Regions from separate parts of the Homo sapiens genome. Here region 1 is linked to region 2. Evidence: read pairs that join two places in POLR2A ChIA-PET (ENCODE). Cell type or tissue: GM12878. All regions are shown on one strand. Each heading gives the region's core, and the rest is flanking DNA. Links, peaks and the distances in the headings are about the cores only. Region 1 overlaps NR2F2-AS1 (NR2F2 antisense RNA 1). Region 2 overlaps LOC112268156 (a long non-coding RNA gene).

The links. ChIA-PET counts read pairs that join two places held together with the same protein. Peaks named below come from ENCODE experiments on the same cell type or tissue, not always from the same donor. Only the 100,000 strongest peaks of a DNase experiment are listed, where the experiment ranks them.
Region 1: POLR2A ChIA-PET joins it to region 2 with 10 read pairs; 2 of 35 experiments call an interaction of 5 or more read pairs at or near these places.

Annotation. Positions count from the first base shown.
Region 1 is chr15:96,136,849-96,147,467 of GRCh38, forward strand. All of the region lies in intron 3 of NR2F2-AS1 (NR2F2 antisense RNA 1), which reads right to left. All of the region lies in intron 1 of LOC112268156 (a long non-coding RNA gene), which reads left to right. It also overlaps LOC124903583. Among named protein-coding and RNA genes, the nearest start is that of NR2F2-AS1, 180 kb to the right of the region's middle. In GM12878, for the core only: no CTCF peak of the experiment used is centred there; no DNase peak of the experiment used is centred there.
Region 2 is chr15:96,056,497-96,067,115 of GRCh38, forward strand. All of the region lies in intron 1 of LOC112268156 (a long non-coding RNA gene), which reads left to right. Among named protein-coding and RNA genes, the nearest start is that of NR2F2-AS1, 270 kb to the right of the region's middle. In GM12878, for the core only: no CTCF peak of the experiment used is centred there; a DNase peak (open chromatin) is centred at 2,125; H3K27ac peaks cover 2,313 bases.

The DNA of each region.
Region 1 (10,619 bases), core at 1,227-9,226, 81 kb after region 2:
CATTTTGCTTAAATTCACGATTTCCAAGAACCTATGGGTGACATTGAGGACTTACTGTAATAATATCCCAATTTTTGTGGCAAGAAAATGAAGATTCAGAGGGATTAAATAACTTGTTGAAGCATTAAGTGGCAGAACTGGAATTCAAACCCAAGCCTCTGATTCTAAATCCTAACCTGTGAACTTCCATTCCCTATGTACTATATCAAGTTCATTTATGTTAGTTCATTGTTTCCCATTTTTGAAAAGCAGTGGTGCTCGAAGTGTGGTTGCCATACTGGGGCGGCAGCAGCATCACCTGGGGATTTATTAGAAATGCCAGTTCTCGTGCCCCACCCCAGATGTATTGAATTAGAAACACCAGGGATGGAGTCCAGCAATCTGTTTTAATGAACCCTCAGATGATTGTGATATGTGCTAATGTTTGAGAACCACTCCATAAAGATTATGAATGAAGATATGATTTGGGTAGCTAAAAATCAATATAAGAACAGAAAGACACAAGGAACCATAATACAAGTAAAATTCTGATTAATGCAATAAAAGAGATCAATAAAGTACAAAGAGGAAATAATGGAGGGAAAGATTAATTCAGAGTGGTCACTCTGGGAATTTGAGCAGGGCTTGAAAGAACGGGTAGGACAAGCAAAAATGAGGGTAAAGTGGTGGGCAGGGGGAGGTGAAGAGTGTCATGAAGGTAGCTCTATTGTGCTGGAGTGCAGGAGGATTGAGAGATGTGAGGGATATCAGACTGAGGACGTGAACTGGAGCCAAGCGGAGGGGGAGAATGTATTCTGTGCACAATTGGGAAGGTTTTAACAATGTTTCCAGAGAGGATAACAGGTTTTAACAATGTTTCCAGAGAGAGAATAACAGGACAATAGCTATGCTTTGGAAAGAGAAATCTGATGGCAGCCTGGAGAATGGCATGGGAGGGGAGAGAGTGATGGCAGGCAGTTAGGCTCAAAGCCTGGAGCACCCTCCCCGGCCAGAGTGTGTGCTGAGCCCCTTAGTGAAATTGACCTCACACGGTATATGAGTCTGAGAATTAGCCATGTAGAATGTATACATATAAAAAATACCTATAAATAATCTCTTCATCTTCTACTACATGGTCCTTTTTAGTTTTCCTCTTAAGAGTGATTAATTTCTGGTCAGGCAAAGTGTCTCACACCTGTGATCCCAGAATTTTTAGAGTCTAAGGTGGGAGGATCACTTGAGCCCAGGAGTTCGAGACCAGCCTGGGCTTGAACATGGCAAAACTCCGTCTCTACACGAATAAAAAAATAGCAAGGTGTGGTGGCACGTACTTCTTGTATTAGTTCTCATGCTGCTAATAAAGATATACCCAAGGCTAGACAATTTATAAAGAAAAGTGGTTTAATTGGCTCACAGTTCCACATGGTTGGGGAGGCCTCATAATCATGGCAGAAGGCAAAAGAGGAGCAAAGTCACATCTTACATGGCGGCAGACAAGAGAGAGCATGTGCACAGGAACTCCCCTTTATAAAACCATCAGATCTCATGAGACTTATTCACTATCATGAGAACATCATGCAAAATACCCACCCCTATGATTCAACTACCTCCTACTAGGTCCCTCCCACAATAAATGTGAATTATGTGAGCCACAATTCAAGATGAGATTTTGAGTGGGGACACGGCCAAACCATATCACCTGTGGTCCCAGCTACTCATGGGACTGAGGTGGGAGTATCACTCGGGCCCAGGAGGTAAAGGCTGCAGTGAGCTGTAATCGCACCACTGCATTCCAAAAAACAAAAAAACAAAACAAAACAAAAAAAACAGCAATTTATTTCTAATTGTGAAACTCATGCATGGATTAGAAATTTATAAAATTTAGAGAACTTTAAAGATGATAATACAAATCACCTAAACTTAGACTATTGTTAGCATCCTGATGCAAATCATTTGAAAGATGTGTATGCATATGTGATAGATGTATCCCTACATATGGATCAGACTTTGATACAACTGTTTTTCTTCTTATTCGTTGAACATAGTGGGCACTTTTCCATGTAATCAAAATTATCAGAAAGCACCAATTTTGATTAGTACATAGTGTTCTAGCTCATGGGTATTCTGCAGTTTATGTAATACTTCAATGGCCATCCTTCTACACCCAGCCTTGCCTAGATCCTTACAGGTGGAAAGAAGGCTCAGATCCTAAGAATATATCCTAATCTATTCTAATTTCATATCATGAGATTGGCCTCCAGGAATGTTGCACTATTTTACTCTTTAACTAATGTTTATGAATGTGTCAAGCTTACCATGACCTCACCAATGTTAAGCATCATTTATCTTGATGTATGCTTTTTATAGCAATATGATACTGTTAGAACTGATATAGCACAACACTTGCACTGCCTTTTTAGCATAGCCTGAGAGTCACTTGGCTGACATTTTTAGAATTTAACTAATCCCCCTCAAAACCACTTTTCTGATATAGCCATGGTGAGTCTATGAGTACCAACTCATACTGTCAGTAGCTATCAATAAATATCCCAAACTATGAGAAAGTGCAGAGTGAAATGTCTTGGAGACCAAAGGAAAATCCCATGAGAACCAGGAGACAACAGATAAATCTGGCTTCTGGACCTACAGCAGATTCATTTATTAATTCATCCATTTTAGTAATATACAAGGTGATAAATTTGCAATAACATACATAAGGGGCTTCATTGATTATGAACAGAACATTGGGTGCAGACAAGATTTTCTTAATGCATGAGAGGTTAAGAATGATCGCTTTTGATGTTAATTGGAAGAATTCTCTATAGGGTAGGTGCTCTCTTGACAAATGAGTTCTCAGTTAATTTCAGGGCATGGTAAGTGAGTGGTACACTCTTTAAGAAAAAGTTTTCCTCTCATTTATCAATACTGTGCCCTATAATGCTATATTTAAAGTTGCTTCACTTATGATTACATTCTTAAAAAATTAAATTCAGAGTCAGGTCAAGAATATAACCACTTTGTTTTTAATTAGTAAGGAATAGTTTACAACAGAAAACTTGTTATTTCTCTGTGTGTTGAACCGAGAAATTCCTACTAATACACAATTCAGCTCACAGCATCACCCCTGGAAGGGCTTCTTCACCATTTGCAGATTCAATTAGTCAGGATGCTCTCTCTGCTTCTGCAATCCCTTTCATCTGTCTCTGTTATGTCACTAATTGTGTTGCCCTGGAATCAACTGGTGCCATGTTGCTCTCTCCAACTGAACTGTGAGGCCCTGAAGCCAAAAGTCATGATTCTGTCCATCTCTAGTACACAGGACAGTGCCTGTTATCAATATTTTCTTGCCGAATAAATAGATTAATGAACAGGGACAGTAGTAGTGTGTCTGGAATTTATTCCTTCCTGTGGGTTCTTGGTCTCGCTGACTTCAAGAATGAAGTCGCGGACTTTTGCAGTGAGTGTTACAGCTCTTAAAGATGGTGTGTCTGGAGTTTGTTTCTTCAGATGTGTCCAATTTCTTCCTGCTGGTGGGTTCATGGTCTCACTGACTTCAGGAGTGAAGCCACAGACCTTCGCAGTTTGAGTGTTACAGCTCATAAAGGCAGTGCGGACCCAAAGAGTGAACAGCAGTAAGATTTATTGCAAAGAGCGAAACAACAAAACTCAACAGCATGGAAGGGGACCTGAGGGAGTTGCCGCTACTGGTGCAGGTGGCCAGCTTTTATTCCCTTTTTTGGCCCTGCCCATGTCCTGCTGATTGGTCCATTTTACAGAGTGCTGATTGGTCCGTTTTACAGAGTGCTGATTGGTGCGTTTACAAACCTTTAGCTAGACACAGAGCGCTGATTGGTGCATTTCTACAGAGTGCTGATTGGTGTGTTTATAATCCTCTAGCTAGACAGAAAAGTTCTCCAAGTCTCCACCCCACCCAGAAGCCCAGCTGACTTCACCTCTCGGTAGCAGTGAAGTAGAGGCACACAGAGTCCACTTGGCTTTGTAAAAATCTAAGCAAAAGGACAGTGAAGATGTCAAGTTAGATGATGATGGTGGAAAACAAGGAGTGTTTTATTCAAAGTCAGTGGAAATTTATTTCAAGTAAACATAGGAAAGTTAAGAAAAAAGGTGTGTAGAGACTGTCAATTGCCCACCCCAAAACATTTTGCACTTTCGTCCTTTCCAATATAACTCCCATTTATTGAAACAGCACTGTGTCCCGATCTTTTGAACTCCATTTCTCTGCCTCCCTTGTAGATCAGAGTGGTCATGCGACACTACCCTGCTCAATTCAATGTCAGCAAAGATTATTACATGTTGCTTTCAGGAATGCTCCCCTTAAAGGGTGGCAGATTCAGTTGGCAGATGCCCTTTGATTCTGTGATCATCCTCTTCCTTTCTACCTGAAATGCAGAAGCTGCAGCTAGAGTTCAAGCAACTATCTTGAGAACATAAGAATGAGCATCACAGAGAATGTGCACACCGACCCTTGCTTCGGTCTATCTAGCTTATAAGTGTGAAAAACATTGTGAGATAAAATTGACAGGCCTTATAATGAAACTGGGGTATTTCCTGGATCTAGAGGTCAAACAACAGTGTAGAGACAAAGATAATGCTGAAGTTTTAAGGTTTTAACACCAGGAGGTTTATTTCCATATACAAACCAAATGGCTGAGACAAAGGGGGAAGGGATAGGAGAGCTGGTTTACAGAGACAATTGAAGAGTTTTGGCTTTATATACTGAGCTTGAGGAAATCCAGGTGAAGATAACAAGCTTAGGAGAAAAATCATGGTGGCCCAGCTCGTTGGATAGAGGAGATAACTGGAGTAGCAAGAATGGATGGGTTTGCTTAAAGATAAAGGATCAGGCAAAGAGAAGATGATAATGAACAGAACCCTGAGCATGCACCATAAAACAACAGAACAGTATTCATCAGAATTCAGAAGAAAACAAAATACAAGAAGAGTGCAGCAGACAGCAAGTGCAAGGATTTTCAACATGGTCAATGGTGCAAAATGGCAAAGGAGAAGAATCAAGTTGACCCTTGGGCAGGTAAAGGGGCCTGTGAAAAATATGGTTTCAGTACCTGGGAGAGGAAAGAGCTGGAGATTCAAAAACCCATGAGGAAGTGTTCTCAAGGAGAGTAAGCCTTCAAGGATTTTTACTATGAAGGGAGGAAGAGAAAATACCATATAACTAACACCATAAAAAGGTAGCAGGCTAGTCATTCCCCCCAGAGCAGCTTGAAAACAATTTGTTCATTGGCTGAACAATATGACATTTTAATATTTAATCAAATCTAATAGTTACTAATTTTCTACATTTAATGTGTATGGGGAATATAAAATAAGCTGCCAGTCACATTTTGGGCCAGCCAGGTTGCTGGTAGTAAATCTTTGTTTTTAAGACAAGCATCCTGGCCAGACACGGTGGCTTGTGCCTGTAATCCCAACACTTTGGAAGGCTGGGGTTGGAAGATCAGTTGAGGTAGGAGTTTGAGACCAGCCTGGGCAACATATTGAGACTCCAGCTATTCAGGAGGCTGAGGTGGGAGAATTGCTTGAGCCCAGGAGGTGGAGGCTGCAGTGAGCCAAGGTCATGCTGCTGCCCTCCAGCCTGAGCAGCAGAGCAAAAGTGATGCTGTCCCTGAAAAGAAAAGAAAAGAAAAAAAGCATCCTGTGAAATCCCTAAGTCCCTAATATAAGAACGTTTGTAAACAATATATTGCTATTTTATAATTAAGAGCCCATGGGCTTAATGTTTTAATTCCACAATGATTTTATTATGGCCTTTGCATTTATTTATACCTTTTAACCTTCCTCTCTTAACGGGTGAAAATTGGATGCTAAAAATTGCCAAGGTCAGCATTGCTTCATACTTGGCATTGGCCCAGCAAGCGTTTTCCACCTTCTCCCCTAGATCCCTATATTTAGCCAAACCCATATTTTGGATCTGACCAAGTAAGCTACTCCAGGCTCATACTGGCACCTCTCCTAAATCAACTCACCCACTGATTCTATAGAGTATATAACTTCATGGAAGGAAGGTTCGGAGAGAACTCGAGGATCTATCCACATTCTCATGTGTCTGTATTTGGACTGGCACCTAGAATTATGAGTATATAAAATCACCATGATCATCATTTATACATGTATTAACAGCCAGCAATTTTTCTAGCATTCACTGTGTGCCAAATATTTTATATGCATTATTTGATTTCGTTCTCCCAACAAGACTAACCCCATTTCACAGATGGTAAAAATGATTGTCAAAGATTTTTAGTGACCCATGTAGGGCCACAGAGCTAGAAAGCAGAGGGGCAGAAATATGAACCTAAGTGTGTTGAACTGTAAAGTCCAAATTTCTAATCACTGGGATTTACTGACTTTCATATTATCATGGACACTCCAATTTTAGAAGTATTTTTATAATTTTGCTCCTCATAATGAGCCAATTAAAATGGGTATAATTATTTTTCATTTGTATTATTAATTTTACTCACAGGTAACAACTTAGACTCAGAAATACGCCATAGACATTCAGCTAGTCATGAACCAAGTCAACATTCAAGCCCAGATATCCCACTCCAAACTCTAATCCCCTTCTTCTAATTACTTTACACTAGAACGTAAAATATGTTTATTAAGTCTAGTCTCTGCTGTGGTGGTCGGACACCTGTACTACAACCATTTGGACTGATTGTTTTCTTTGTTCTTAGTTATCTATTTTAAAAACACCATCCTCCAAAGGTTTCTAAAATCCAGTAATCCATATTAGAGATGGATCCCCCAGATCATTTGGAACAAGGCTTTGGGGTCGATCATATTTAAAACCAAAAGCAGAGCAAACCGTTTTTGGTTTACTATTTTGAGGTTCTGAAATGTTCAGTTGCGTTTGTTCCTTTTGGTCTGCAGCCAGGAACAGAGGCAGAAGGGCTCAAATACCAAATGAAAGGGTGTTCTCACAGTGTTTCTGGCCAGGACCACAGTGGAAATATCGGAAAGCTCACGAGCAAAGCTGTTCTTCTGAGATTTTTATCTCAGAAACCTGTAAAAGCAAGATACTTGCAAATATATATATATTTTTTCCTCTGAGTAGTTATCTGAGGCAAATTCTTACTGTGAACTCTGACAAGCCTGACTTTCCACATCATCTCTCCATCCCTACCCATGATGTCTATTCATCCATCCCAAGACCATGTGTCTATGCCTGTGTCCTCTTCTGCTTGAATGACTAGGTGATTCTTTTACAAATACACCTCAATCAGAGGTACACTTTGCCGTTTTGCTTTTCATTCCCAGAAGGACACATTAGAAGCCATTTATTCTACTTTCTTTAAGAGTACAGCCCAGGCAAATGAGGTCACCAAAAAGTCTACATGATTATATTCAACTTCCCAAAAGCTCTTAAATTGTTGACTTAAGAGAAATAGTGCATCCTCAAGACTCCTCAAATTTTTTACTGCATCTATATCCATTTCTACCACCTATTTTAGATTGTTAGATTAATATAGCTCAAAGCATAATTTGCATTTCTAAATTTTATCCCATTCCGCTGGTTTCAAGGGCAAAGTAGGAGCTCTCAAAATGTAATTGTCTTCCCTTTATTTAACAGCCATGGACTTGTGAATTTCTACTATTTAGGTATTAATTTTATTTCTAAATTAATGGTTTAATTTTTTCTAGATCATTTGTGTTCTACCCTCATAACTACCTTAGTTAAAGTAAAAACTACAGTACTTAAACAGAATCATGTTCAATATGAGAGTCCATTTAAACTAGCAGTTCAAGAAAAGAGCAGATATCCTTCAAGATAATCAGAAAGGCTGGGTCTCAGTCGGACAAAAAACAAGCAGCAAATTCCTTGAGGGAGGTTATAGAAAGGTAGGACATTAGTTAGAGATCATAAAGAGGAGTGTTCACTAAAGCATGTTCCATCAAACATCAATAAATAATTGCCACTTGAAGAAAGAATTGGGTGGTTAAATAAGTTTGAGAAACACTGAGTTCAACCAACTTAGCCAGTTCCTTTTTGTCAGGTTATTTCAGAAACTTTAAGGTGCTAATGGTCCCATTAACAGTCTGGAAGGGAATGTAATGTGCAGCTGCCAAATATGATTGATGGTACACAGTTTTTCCATAGACCATCTCGTGGGGTTATTGCTCCTTAGAATTCACTTTGAGGAGCTCTGAACTAGAACAACCATGGCCCATTGGAAGAAAAATAAGGGACCCTCTTCTAAGCATTGCACTAGTGTCTTAAATGTATCATTGTATTTAGTCTTTGCAACAATCCTCTACGCTGAATAGAAAATGTTGTTTCCATTTTACAAATGAGGACACTCAAGTGTGTTGGATGTATTAGTAGTTATTGACCCCGGCTGCTTTTAGACAATATAGAGACCAATCTCTGACCTACTGAGCTAGAATTTCAGGAGGATGGTCCAGGTGTATATGTGCATATATAACGCTCAACAGACGGTTTCGTTGTACAGTAATGTTTGCGAACTATTGGAAGAAACTATTTCCCCATGGCCATGTAATTTTTTTTTTTTGAGACAGAGTCTTGCTCTGTCTCCCAGGCTGGGGTGCAGTGGCGTGATCTCGGCTCACTGCAACCTCCACCTCCCAGGTTCAAGTGATTCTTGTGCCTCAGCCTCCCAAGTAGCTGGGATTACAGGTGCCAGCTGAGACTTTGAATTCTATCTTCTAACTCCCAAGTGCAGTGTTCTTTTTACTATAACATGCCAGTCATGAATGATTCTCTGCTGCCGGATGTCTCTAGATAAAAATCTGGAAATTGTCAGAAGATACACACTGGCTGATTGGTACCCTTTCACCTTCACTGTTCAAGGTGGAACAATAATCTCTAAGATAGTAGGTAAACAACATCATTCTTTAGAAATAAAGGTCAACACATTAAATTGCACATACTTCTCATGAAACCACCAAGAGACATATGTCTTATAAGCATTGCATAAGGTATTGTCAGATATGAATGCTTTCCTTACCATGATCAAATGGAGGCATTGCTGCATTTCTCCAGAGAATTATATATGGATTTCCAATGTTGGGTGACTGGTCCTTAAAAATCTAAATTAAACTATATTCTCAAATATAAAATAAGCCCTTTTCTTTGGCCTCTCTAAAATCCATGAAAACTTTCCTTTTCACATACAATGGTGAGTTTTCCAGATCTGCCTGCCTGCCCTTTCATTCTGATTGTGAATGTTCCGGTTCAACTCCCATTTCTGCAATAAAACTGCTTGTTTAAAAAAAATTGTCAGCAACTATTAACCCCTTTGCTTCTGCTTCCTCTGGTCACAGATAGCAATTGGACAGACTCCTGATCTAAACACTGAGTTTGTCCAATTAAAGTGCCTCAAGTACTAATTCATGGGGGGTAGAGGGTGTATTATTTTGTTTCTAAAGCAATTTTTCTATCCTGCAGACGTTTTACATTAATCTCCTTAGGCTACTTACTCTTTGCTGGTGTCTCTGTTAATAAGGAAACTTTAGCAGGTCTTAACCAGATAGAATGCTCCCTCGTTTAGGCCACTCAACAGTAGATGAACACACTTCTCAGTTATACCCTGAACTTTGGAATGAAGCAAGCAAACACCCAAACCTTGAAAAAATGTCTCCCTTTGCTCTCAAATGGGCTAAGAAAATTACTTAGAAAGGAGCAAAGGAAAATTCAAAGAGAAATGAGCTTGTCTTGTTATATTTACAGGTAAAATGGCTGTTTGGGGATACATTGTGCATATTTTGGTAATACACGGAATATTCACTCAGTTGAGCCTAATGGCTCTTCGAAAGCCATTAAGGCGTACTAAGTAAATACATATTTTTTTGTTATGTGTGCTAATTTGAAAAACACATTGTTTTACTTGAATGCATTCTTTCATGTCAGAAGCTACTGCCCCAGAAGTGGCCCCCTGTTTGGATTGGGCAGTTTACTGAGTAGGGAAGGGAGGTAAAGCCTTGTGGAAGAGGGTTTCTGCTGCACCTGGGAAAGCTCTGGTTAACAGCTGATGTTCGTTTTCAAAAAATGCATTTGAATGTTGGAAAACAAATGCTTTGGAGGTGATTCACATCATCTAAGAGCTGCAAGCGATTCCTGACGAGAAGGAGCTAAGAATATTCATAGGAGTTAAGAAAAACCCGTTTATGACATCAAATATCAAATGCCTCATACATTTGGGAGATGGAAACTTTTGCACAGTGTGTCGGGGGGTGGGGGGTGTTTACTGTTAACCAACGAATGGGGAAGGAGAACCACATTACATGGTTTTAGTGAACCAAATAAGACTAGTTGTTTAACTAGAGGTTATTTGTCAAACCTACTTATTCTCTCAATGAGGGACAAGAAATCTGGAGTGCTAAAGTGACTTGCCCACTATCCCAGAGCTACTAAGGAGCAGAGTGAAAGCTTATTTTTGTCTTATCATCTCCATGGTCACTCCATAGTAGGCCTTCTGCATGCACCAGGAGAAGTGGTCAATGCAGCTCCCTTTAAGAAAATTTCACCAAGGTATTGAAAAACCCACAGTCAGCCCAATTCTTAAGATACTCACAGTTTGATTTCACTGAATGCCTAAACTTGGACCATAACCCTTATTCATGTCCATGTATTCCCTATC
Region 2 (10,619 bases), core at 830-8,829:
TGTGTGCCAGTAATAGTCCCAGTTTACACTTGCTGTCTCCGATTAATTGTTAAGAGTGGTTTTTTTTCATTCCCCAAAATGTCTGAGGTTGCTTGAAAAAGTCTGGGGTCACTCTAGCTGGGGACTTCTCGACCGCCACACTACTAAAGTTGGAAGATGGATGATTCTTTGTTGGGGGGCTGTCCTATGCACTGCAGGATGCTTGGCAGTTTCTCTAGCCTCCACCCATGAGATGCCATAAGCAATGCCCTCTCTCCTTTGTGACAACCAAAAATGTCCCCTACAAGGCAAAACCACCCCCAGTTGACAACCACTGTACAGGAACAATGATTACATCACGGAAAACTATCTTCAGAAGATTAGATTTCAGTATCTGTAGATAAAGAACCTGAACTGCCTGAAAAAGGAGGACATTTCCTTTTTCTTTTTTTTTTTTTTGGGGGGGACGGAGTTTCACTCTTGTTGCCCAGGCTGGAGTGCAATGGCGCAATCTCGGCTCACCGCAACCTCTGCCTCCCAGATTCAAGCGATTATCCTGCCTCAGCCTCCCTAGTAGCTGGGATTACAGGCATGTGCCACCACGCCTGGCTCATTTTGTATTTTTAGTAGAGACGGGGTTTCTCCATGTTAGTCAGGCTGGTCTCGACCTCCCGACCTCAGGTGATTCGCCTGCCTTGGCCTCCCAAAGTGCTGGGATTACAGGCATGAGCCACCGTGCCTGGCCAAAAGGAGAACATTTTCTATATAAAAGTATGAAAGTGGAAAACAGCAAGTTGAAGTCAGAAGTCCAAGGGATGGCAGTAACCACGAATAAAGATTGGGGAGTTAAACAAGTTAACCAACCTGTTTACCAAGCTAAAGCTATGTTGATGTACCCCGCAAGAACACTTAAAAACAATAAATTACTAAAATCTCTAATTTCTGGCGCATCCACAGTTCTCGGCACAGTGTATTAGAACTAGACTGTTTACATTGCTTAGCTTCTTAATATTTAGAGAGGCAGAGAGTGACACCCTCCACAATTGTTTTCTGAAAGAAGAAGAGTAGATAAGAGCAGTAATAATAATAGCAGCAGCTATTTATTTGGAGTCTCTTACAACCAAGACCTTTTATAGACATTATCTATTATCTGGTTTAATACCCTGTAGACTTTTTTTTTTCTTTGAGATGGAGTCTTGCTCTGTTGCCCAGGCTGGAATGCAGTGGCGCAATCTTGGCTCACAACACTCACCACAACCTCCACCTCCTGTTCAAGCAATTCTCCTGCCTCAGCCTCCTGAGTAGCTGAGATTACTGGCGCCAGCCACCACTCCCAGCTAATTTTTGTATTTTTAGTAGAGACGGGGTTTCACCATGTTGGTCAGGCTGGTCTTGAACTCCTGACCTCGTGATCTGCCCACCTCAGCCTTCCAAAGTGCTGGGATTACAGGCATGAGCCACCGTGCCCGGCCATCCCTTGAAGACTTTCCCAAGACCAGTATTAACTTCTCTGGGCCTCAGTTTCCTAAGCTGCGACATGAGTGAAGGTAGGTGGTGTCACACATCTATTAAGTGTCAGGGTCATGACTTGAACCCAGGTCCAGCTCCCCTAAGCCTGTGTGTGTTTCCCTTGCCTCACTGCACTGGCTGGCAGAAGAGCAAGCAGAGAAGATTTCACGTAAAAAGAGAACACAACCAGTTAAAGAACACAGTAAACATGATCATTCTTCGTACAGACTCTGAAACACGGGGAGGTGGGGAAAGGCTTTTCTTTTTCAATTTCAAATTAACCTTTAATGACTGAGGGTGTCCTTATTTATCAAAATGAAGTAAGCTTTGTCTGGTGTCTTTCATTTACATTAGGTGATCATTTTGGATTAGGGGTCTTCAGATGTGTTGATGTTTAGTAGAAGTATATCAATATGATTCTGAATGCCGGCCAGGGTAAATTCTCTCAAAATGAAGAGTTAAATGCTGAATTTTTGTTTCAGACTCTTCCAGGTCAAGATTTTCAATATCCAAAGGCAGAATCTCCTCCCATCTTGCTTCATTCTTAGTTCTTCTTTTACTCAGTAAATTTAGCTCACACATGCGGCTGGAAGGAAGTTATTTGGTTACAAGGGGATTTCCATGAAGACGTGAGCAGTATCCATTATTACCATCACTGGTTACTTTCTTTGCCCCACTAAGCTAAATGGGGAAAGACAAAGTACTCACAGTGCCAGGCTAGTGGGAAAAAAAAGAAATTCAGTAAAATGTAGTCATGTGTGATTTGTACCAAAAATAATTATTGCTGGTCAAGGCGGCTCCGGCCTGTAATCTCAGAACTTTGGGAGGCTGAGGCCAGAGGATCACTTTAGCCCAGGAGTTCAAGTCCAGCCTGGGTGCCATAGGGAGATCCCAGTCTCTACAAAATAATAAAAAATTAGCCTTGCATGGTGGTGCATGCCTATAGTCCTTGTTATTTAGGAGGCTGAGGCAGGAGGATCACTTGAGCCTGGGAGGTCAAGGCTGCAGTGAGCTTTGATTGTGCCACTACACTCCAGCCCGGGCAACAGAGTGAGACCCTGTCTCAAAAACAACAACAAGGAAACTTATTATTAATACCCCCACAGAGAGAGGTAGGATTTAAGCCAGGCCAGAGTATATGCTTTTTGTCTATCCGCATTAGAGCAGTATGGTGCTTTTCATCTACTATTTCATTGTATCAACACCCAAACCCAAAGACAGAAGACATATTATGACCCCTCTAACTTAGGGGAAGAAAGAGAGGATCAAGGGAAATTAAATAACCTGCCCAAGGTCGAGTGGCTAGGAAGTAATGTGGCCATGATTCAAACCCAGTTCTACCTGATTCCAAAGCCTGTAGTCTTTCCACTAACACAAGTAATTCAAGAAAAATTTAGCTATATAATTTAAGGAAGTGAGAAGATCAAATTTCCAGCCTATCCCAGAGAAGACAAGGTAAACCCCAGGTCAGTAGAGAGGTACTGAAGGCTTTTGGGCTCCCAGGATGCAGTTTACATCAGCACCGTGCAGTCCACTAAATGACATCCCCTCCCAGAAGAGCAGCAGTTGAACATCACCTTGTCTGGAGGACTTAACAACCCTCCATTTCCAACCCTTGGGAGGTAAACATTATGCTAGATGGTGGCTTTAAATCATCTTTTCCAACATAAATGATATTGCAAAAAGTCCAAGAAGAGGCAGATAAATTCACTGGGATCTGAGCACAGGCTTTTTATTTTGCGGTGCTGAAGTATCATTAGCCAGGCATCTCACAGAGAAGGGAACCTCCAGTGCTCCCCAGCTAGACACAATCCTTGTCCTGGATAGAACACTCATCCACACCCACTGGAGCCTCGTGGAAGGGTCCAGGAGAGCAAGCTGTGAGGAAGTAAGGAGGTTGGAGACTTTCACAGGCTGCCCTTGTGCTCTTCGTTCCTCTTGCTTTTCTAGTACTGTGAGAAGATGTGCAGTAGGAAGAAGGATCTCCTGGGTCCATTTCTACAAGGCAGTCTAAGTGAGGGGGAGTACCAGGAGCAGGTGAAGGGAGCACATAAACTTTCAAATGTGTGCAGGTGTCTATGTATCACTTCAACAAATACATCCAGCATCACTCAGATGCTTTACTGAACAAAACAAAGTGCTGTCCCCCGTGCAGCTTGTAATCTTGCAGGGCAAAAAGAAGACCTGGGAACAAATTTAGGAGGTCATGGGTTGATGAGAATGGGGGAGGTGCAATGTTCTATAGCATTTTCACACAAGGGCTTTCCAAGGAGATGACATAAGAACAGAAAACAAAACAAAGCACAGAAATGAGCCAGAACAATCTCTGAGGAAAGAATCTTCCTGGGAGAGGGAACCACAAGTGCAAATTCTCCAAAGGATGCCAATGTACTAATAGTAAAAGGATGGAGGGGAGAATGCAGACCATGGCAGGCCAATAAACTACTGAGAGACATATCTTATTAATTCTAACTGCTGCACAGTATTACTTGCAGGAATATACCATATTCATTAATTCCTCTATTGACATACATTTAGGTTGTTTCCAGTTATTCACTCATAAGCTATGATGGGATAGTTTTCTCTACGGTACATATAAGTGATATATGGTTTGGCTCTGTGTCCCCACCCAAATCTCATCTTGAATTGTACTCCCATAATTCCCACATGTTGTGGGAGGGATGCGGTGGGAATAATTTTAGTCAGTATGTGATTTCCCCCATACTGTTCTGGTGGTAGCAAATAAGCCTCACAAGATCTGATGGTTTTGTAAGGGGTTTTCACTTTTGCATCTTCCTCATTTTCTCTTGCTGCCGCCATGTAAGATGTGCCTTTCACCTCCCGCCATGATTCTGAGGCCTCCCCAGCCACGTGAAACTGTAAGTTCAATTAAACATCTTTTTCTTCCCAGTCCCGGGTATATCTTTATCAGCAGCATGAAAACAGACTAATACAGTAAGGAAGTACAATTGCTGGTGATAGTGGATGAACATCTTCTGCTTTGTTACATATTACGGAGTCAAAGTCATTCTCCAGAGTGTTTGTTCTAATTTACAGCCCTTACAGTAGTGTATGAAGCTCCATTTTCCTCACATTTTCCCCAATATTTGGTGTTATTTGGTGTTATCGGATTTTTTTGTTGTTGTTTGCTTTTTTTTTTTTTTTGCCATTCTGATGGGTTGGAAACACTCTGTCTTCATCCTTTTAATTTGTATTTCCCTAATATCAAAGTATGAAAGAGGGATGAATTTTTTTTCAAACATTTATTGTTGATTCAAGTTTCCTCTTTTGTGACTGGTCTTTCCTAACCTCTGCTCATTTTTCTCTTTGACTATTTGTCTTTGATAAACATGTAGAACTTCTATGTTCAGAATATGAACTCTTTTGTAAGTATTAAAATATGTTATCCAGGATGTAGGATTTTAAAAATATTTTAGGGTATATGCAACCAAAGAAAAGAATTTTAATAGAATAGATCGAATTTGATTTAATCAAATGTATTAATAGACTTATGATTTGCACTTTTTATATGTTTAAAAATTATTTCCTATCATAATGCCATAAACATATTCTCTTCCTTTTCTGTCTAAGAATGTTAAAGGATTGCTTCCAAATGTTAGTATCTGAAGTTCATTTTATATATATATGTAAAATATATATATAAACATATATATGTAAAAAATATATATAAACATATATATGTAAAATATATATAAACATATGTATGTAAAATATATATAAACATATATATGTAAAATATATATAAACATATATATGTAAAATATATATAAACATATATATATATAAACATATATATATATATATGATATCTATATCTACTTTTTTTGTATGGAAAGCCCATTTCCCCCCACTGGTCTGTAAGACTATTTCTTTTCCATTCTCATATCTATGTAGGTCTGTTCCTGGGATCTTTATTTCTCTACCAGTGTACCACCAGCACACTGTCTTGAATATGATCACTTTAACATCATTCAGTCTCTAACTGCGCATGTGCTTTTTCTTTACTCTCCCTCTTCAAAATCACTATTTTGAGCTATTTGGGGTTCTTGATTCTTCCAGATGAATTAACTAGTTCCACATGAACTGACTAGCTCTGTGAAGAAAAAAATCTGTTGGAGTTTTAATTAAAGTTTTAGATTACTTTTGGGATAATTGATCTATTTAGGAAAATAAATCTTCCCATATATAAAATATCTAAGGCCAGGTGCAGTGACTCTTGGCTGTAATCCCCGTCTCTACTAAAAATACAAAAAAATTAGCCGAGCATGGTGGTGTGTGCCTGTAATCCCAGCTACTCGGGAGGCTGAGGCAAGAGAATCACTTGAACCCAGGAAGCGGAGGTTGCACTGAGCTGAGGCTGCCCCACTGCACTCCAGCCTGGGTGACAGAATGGGACTCCATCTCAAAAACAAAATAAAATAAAATATCCATGTATATGTCGTTTTGTGTCCTTTGACACTGTTGTACAATATTCTTCATACGGGGCATCCATTTCTTACATTTACTCATTGACACCTGGTGCTTATTGGGCATAGAATCCTTTAAAGAATACATTTTCTAATTGGCCACGGTGATATTTAGGGACACAATCAAGTACATGTATTGGTACTTATATATCAACGTTGTATGTGTCAAATTTCCAAAATTCATTGAAAATTTGTATTAAAAATTATACTACCTGTAATCATGACAGTTTCTTCATTCCAATAATTATAGCTCATATTTCTTTTGTGTATTGCACTGTCTAGGACCTAGAAAGAGTAATAAAGGAATGGAATTCATTGTCTTATTCTTCACTTTATAGGAAATGTTCCTTACACATCAGTATCAAATATGATTTTTTGTTTTAAGTATTTGTAGATACTTTATCAAATTAAGAAAGTTCCTTTTTGTTTCCAAAAAGCCCAAGGAATTCTGACACAGTAATGGAAATCCAATTGCAATTCGCATGCTGGCATCAGGCATGTAATAAGTGTGGTCCATTTTTCATCAATAGAATGATAAATGTTGATAATGCAATTGTCTAAATGTTTACAGAGTTTATAGAGGATATTCTTGCCAACTTTCTTCTGTGGGCTAATATTTGGGATTTAGTAGTAGAATAATGTAAAATTTTCTATAAAACAATCTCTTCGGGCTTAAATAATCTCTTTGAGCAGCGTTGCAAGAGTTTAGCTTTAGTCCTTTAGAGTAATGGAGTTCTATCTCTTGCCTAACAAAAGTAATATTATTCTGAGAGCTCAAGATATAGAAAATTATATATTAGAAAATTCTTACAAAAATTATAAACCCAGCAGACCTATACTAACTTCTGTTTCCAAATCTCTTATTCTAACAGCATTTCAGAAATAACTCAGGGATTAAAATGGCCTGTCAGGTTGACATCCACATTTCTAGATTAATTCACTTCACATGAATACATTTTTCAATAACTTTATTGAGAGTTCCAAAAATATTTACAAGGCTTTATTTGATCCTGATTTTACTTTAATCACACTCACTTCTCTAAGGGTAAAAAATGATATGTTTTAACTAAATATAACTGAAATTTTAAAATGATACAATTAAAGGCTTTTCAGAAATGCAATGTAAACTATCTGAAGGAGTGACAGAGAATTATTGGAAGTATATTCAGGAAATGGAAAGATTCAAAGCAATAGCTAAGAAAATAATGCACCCTCAGGAGGCTCAAGGATTAGAGCCAGATGCATGATGTTACTCTTTCTTTTTCTTTCTCCCTCTCTCTCTCTCTTCCTCTCTCTCTTTCTCCTTCCATTCATCCATCCTACTCTCATCTTTGCTCCACTCTCTCAGCCTTCCTCTAGTAGTGCAGAAAATAGACGCTCTCAGGATAAACAGCTAACGCATGCGGGGCTTAAAACCTAGGTGATGGGTTGATGGGTGCAGCAAACCACCACGGCACACATATCCCTACGTAACAAACCTGCACGTTCCGCACATGTATCCCGGAAGTCAAAGTAAAATTAAGAAGAAAATAGATGCTCTACAAAATGCTCAGGAAGTCCCCAAATCCACCCTCAGGTTTAACAATTTATTAGTAGGACTCACAGAACTCAGAAAAGCCCCTACTCTCATGGTTACGATTTATTGCAGTGAAAGGATACAGAGAGGAGGTGCATAGGGTCGGGTCTAGGACATACCAGGCATGGAGTTTCAGTTCTCTCTCAGCAGATAATGCAAACATGATATATTTCTCTCAGCAAGAATATATAGCAATGCACACCGAATATTACCAACCAGGGAAACTCACCCAAGCTTTGTTGTCCAGAGTTTTTACTGGGAGTTGGCCATTCGGACATTCTGTTCACCCATGTGACTACCCTTAGTCTCTAACCCCTCTGGAGCTTGAGTGGTACCACATGTCCAAAGGCCCCCCCACCAAAAGTTACATTGTAAGCACAGACTATCTGGTATTGCTCAAGACCTCCAGTAAACAAAGACACTCCTACAGGCAGAACATTCCAAGGGCTTAGAAATTACAGCCCTGCAGCTGGGAGCAAAAGGGCCAAACCTCTCCAGGGCAAAGTTAATCCTTTACTGCATACCCTGAAGACTGAGGTCACATGCTTACCAACCCAGGAAGGAAGAATTGTTTTCCCTAATACTTGCAGTATAACAAACTCCAGGGAACAATTCTGATTGGCCCAGCTTGGGCCGCATGCTCGTCTCTGCACGAGTCACTGTGGCTCAGGGAATGAGGTAATATGATTGGCCCAGCCTGTGTCATGCACTCAGCTTCGAGGTCAGAGAACCGAACCATTTACCAGAAGAATTTCATGTTTGTCAATGCAAATAACAGCAACTACAACAACAACCACCGTAGACATTAAAAAAACAAAACAAAAAAACGCAATAAACCATCGTCTTGCTCTTCTCACTTTGAATTAAGTTCTGATTTCTAGATCAGGATATCTACAGATCTAAGGGAAGCAGATCTTAAGTTAACTAATTACGTTTGTAGGATATCAGAAACATCCACTCAGCTCTTTCCTATTTATATAATCGGTGGGAAAAATATAATTCAAAACAGCCAAGGGAGTGAGATTTTTATTTTTGAATATTAATTTTTGCCACTCTGATTGTACCCCAAAGTTTTAAACATTTTGTCTTGTATATGATGATTCCTACTTGATGTCGTTACTTGTGATGAGAACAAGGATTAGGGATTTATTATTGCCACTCAAAAATATTATGAGTTTTAAGAAAACAGGAAATTATTAGAAACTGGAGTTTTAAAAAATGTTTGTTATCACAAATATCCTTTCATAACAATCATTTAAATTATTACACTATGGTTTTCATATGCACTTACTAATGCTTTTATGGGGAATAAATCTGAATATGAAAAAAACTGGATAATGGGAAGTTGATTCAAACTTAAAAGAAATATGTCCTTAAAAGCAACGCATTATTTATAAGCAAGCCAACTCCAGATATTCCTTAAAGTGATTACCCAATTAAATTCTGGTATTAGAGGTTACTGAGATTTTTTTTAATATTCCTGACTTGAAAAAATGTCCTAGATTTAATAGGCTATCATAGGACACAGTTCTGTGGCACCTGTGATTTTAGCTGAGTTCACTGGGAAACTAGATGCAACGTAAATATTAGCACATAAACAAAGTTACCTGTTTGTACTTGGCAAAGTACAAACTAAAATATAATAATGATTATAATTATATCACCTAATTTCATAACAATCAGATCATGTGCTTATTTTACAAATGTAAAAGATGCTCTCAAACAGCAGCACGCAGGTGGCCCTAGTGCCATAGGTAGCATATTGATCGTGGAGGGACTGGAATTCACGTCTCACCCCAAAGCTGTATACTTAATCAATCACTAGCCCATTAGGCAACCTGGAAAAGACAGGGTCACCTCATGAAATCATTATTGGTCTCAGTCTCCCACTCAGTACTGGTTTTGCACTACTCACTCCCATCAATGCTGTTCATAAAGTAAATTTTTCTATGATCCCCAGTCTCCCATAATTTTCCATGGTTTGCTAACTGTATGCCTCTAAACAGGTGGAAACTAGTGCCATGCGAGGGGTGGGAGAGGAGGAAGAAAAGAAAATTACTGCACCTGGATAAGAGATAGTATGATCTCATCCAAACATCCTTTAAGGCTCAGTTCAAATCTTACCTTCTTTCGGAGCCTTCCCGATGGTCCCAAAGCACATACTCTTGACTACTTTGCCCAAGACCTACCAGGTTTTTGTTAGCAGACAGCTGGGATTCCTCCATCCTCCGCTCCAAAATGCTTTCAAATGCTAAGCCTCATCTACCCTGAGACTGGCCAGTCCCCTGGCAGTGCAACCATTGCACAGATACGAGCATAATCTATGGCCACTGTTCAATTTAGAGCTTGTTAGTAGTGAAGACATTTTTCTGATAACATTTTTTAAAACCATCTAGTTATTTGTATGTTTTCAAGGAGTTGTATGTTTATTTTTCTTGGTTGCTTAAATTCAATTGTTCCTATTTATCTTACAGAAAGACTAAATATTTTAAAATTTAGAATGACATAGCTGATATGGCCTAAATTCTTTTGCCTTGCCAGGTTTTTATTTTTTTAAATAAGGATACAGTTCGCAAATTTATTTTGGAAAGGCCAGTTGCCTCAGAAAGTAATTCTCTGGCAAAGTGGATTTATAAAACCTCTATTATTTTTAGGCTATCTAATCCTTTTTCCAATACTCTAATGGTCATATGCACAAAAACAGAAAAATAAACAGGCCTGAGACATGTCAAAAATAAAACTTAAGATTTCAAGCTTTTAGAGATTGTCTACCTTCTCACTGGTGTTTTGAAAAAGTTTTAATTTGAGAAAGAAAAATAATTCATCACCAGCGATACTTTGAATTCATGCAGGAATTTTTTATATAGTGCGCAAATAACTTTTCATTTCGTTTCAAGATAAGTAAAATAAATAGTTGTTGATGATTATGATAATATTACTATTAATAATATTAATAATTATTAATTAATATTAATATTAATTATTATTAATAATTAATAATATTAGTATTAATATTAATTATTATTAATAATTAATAATATTAATATAGCAAATATTTCTTACTGTTA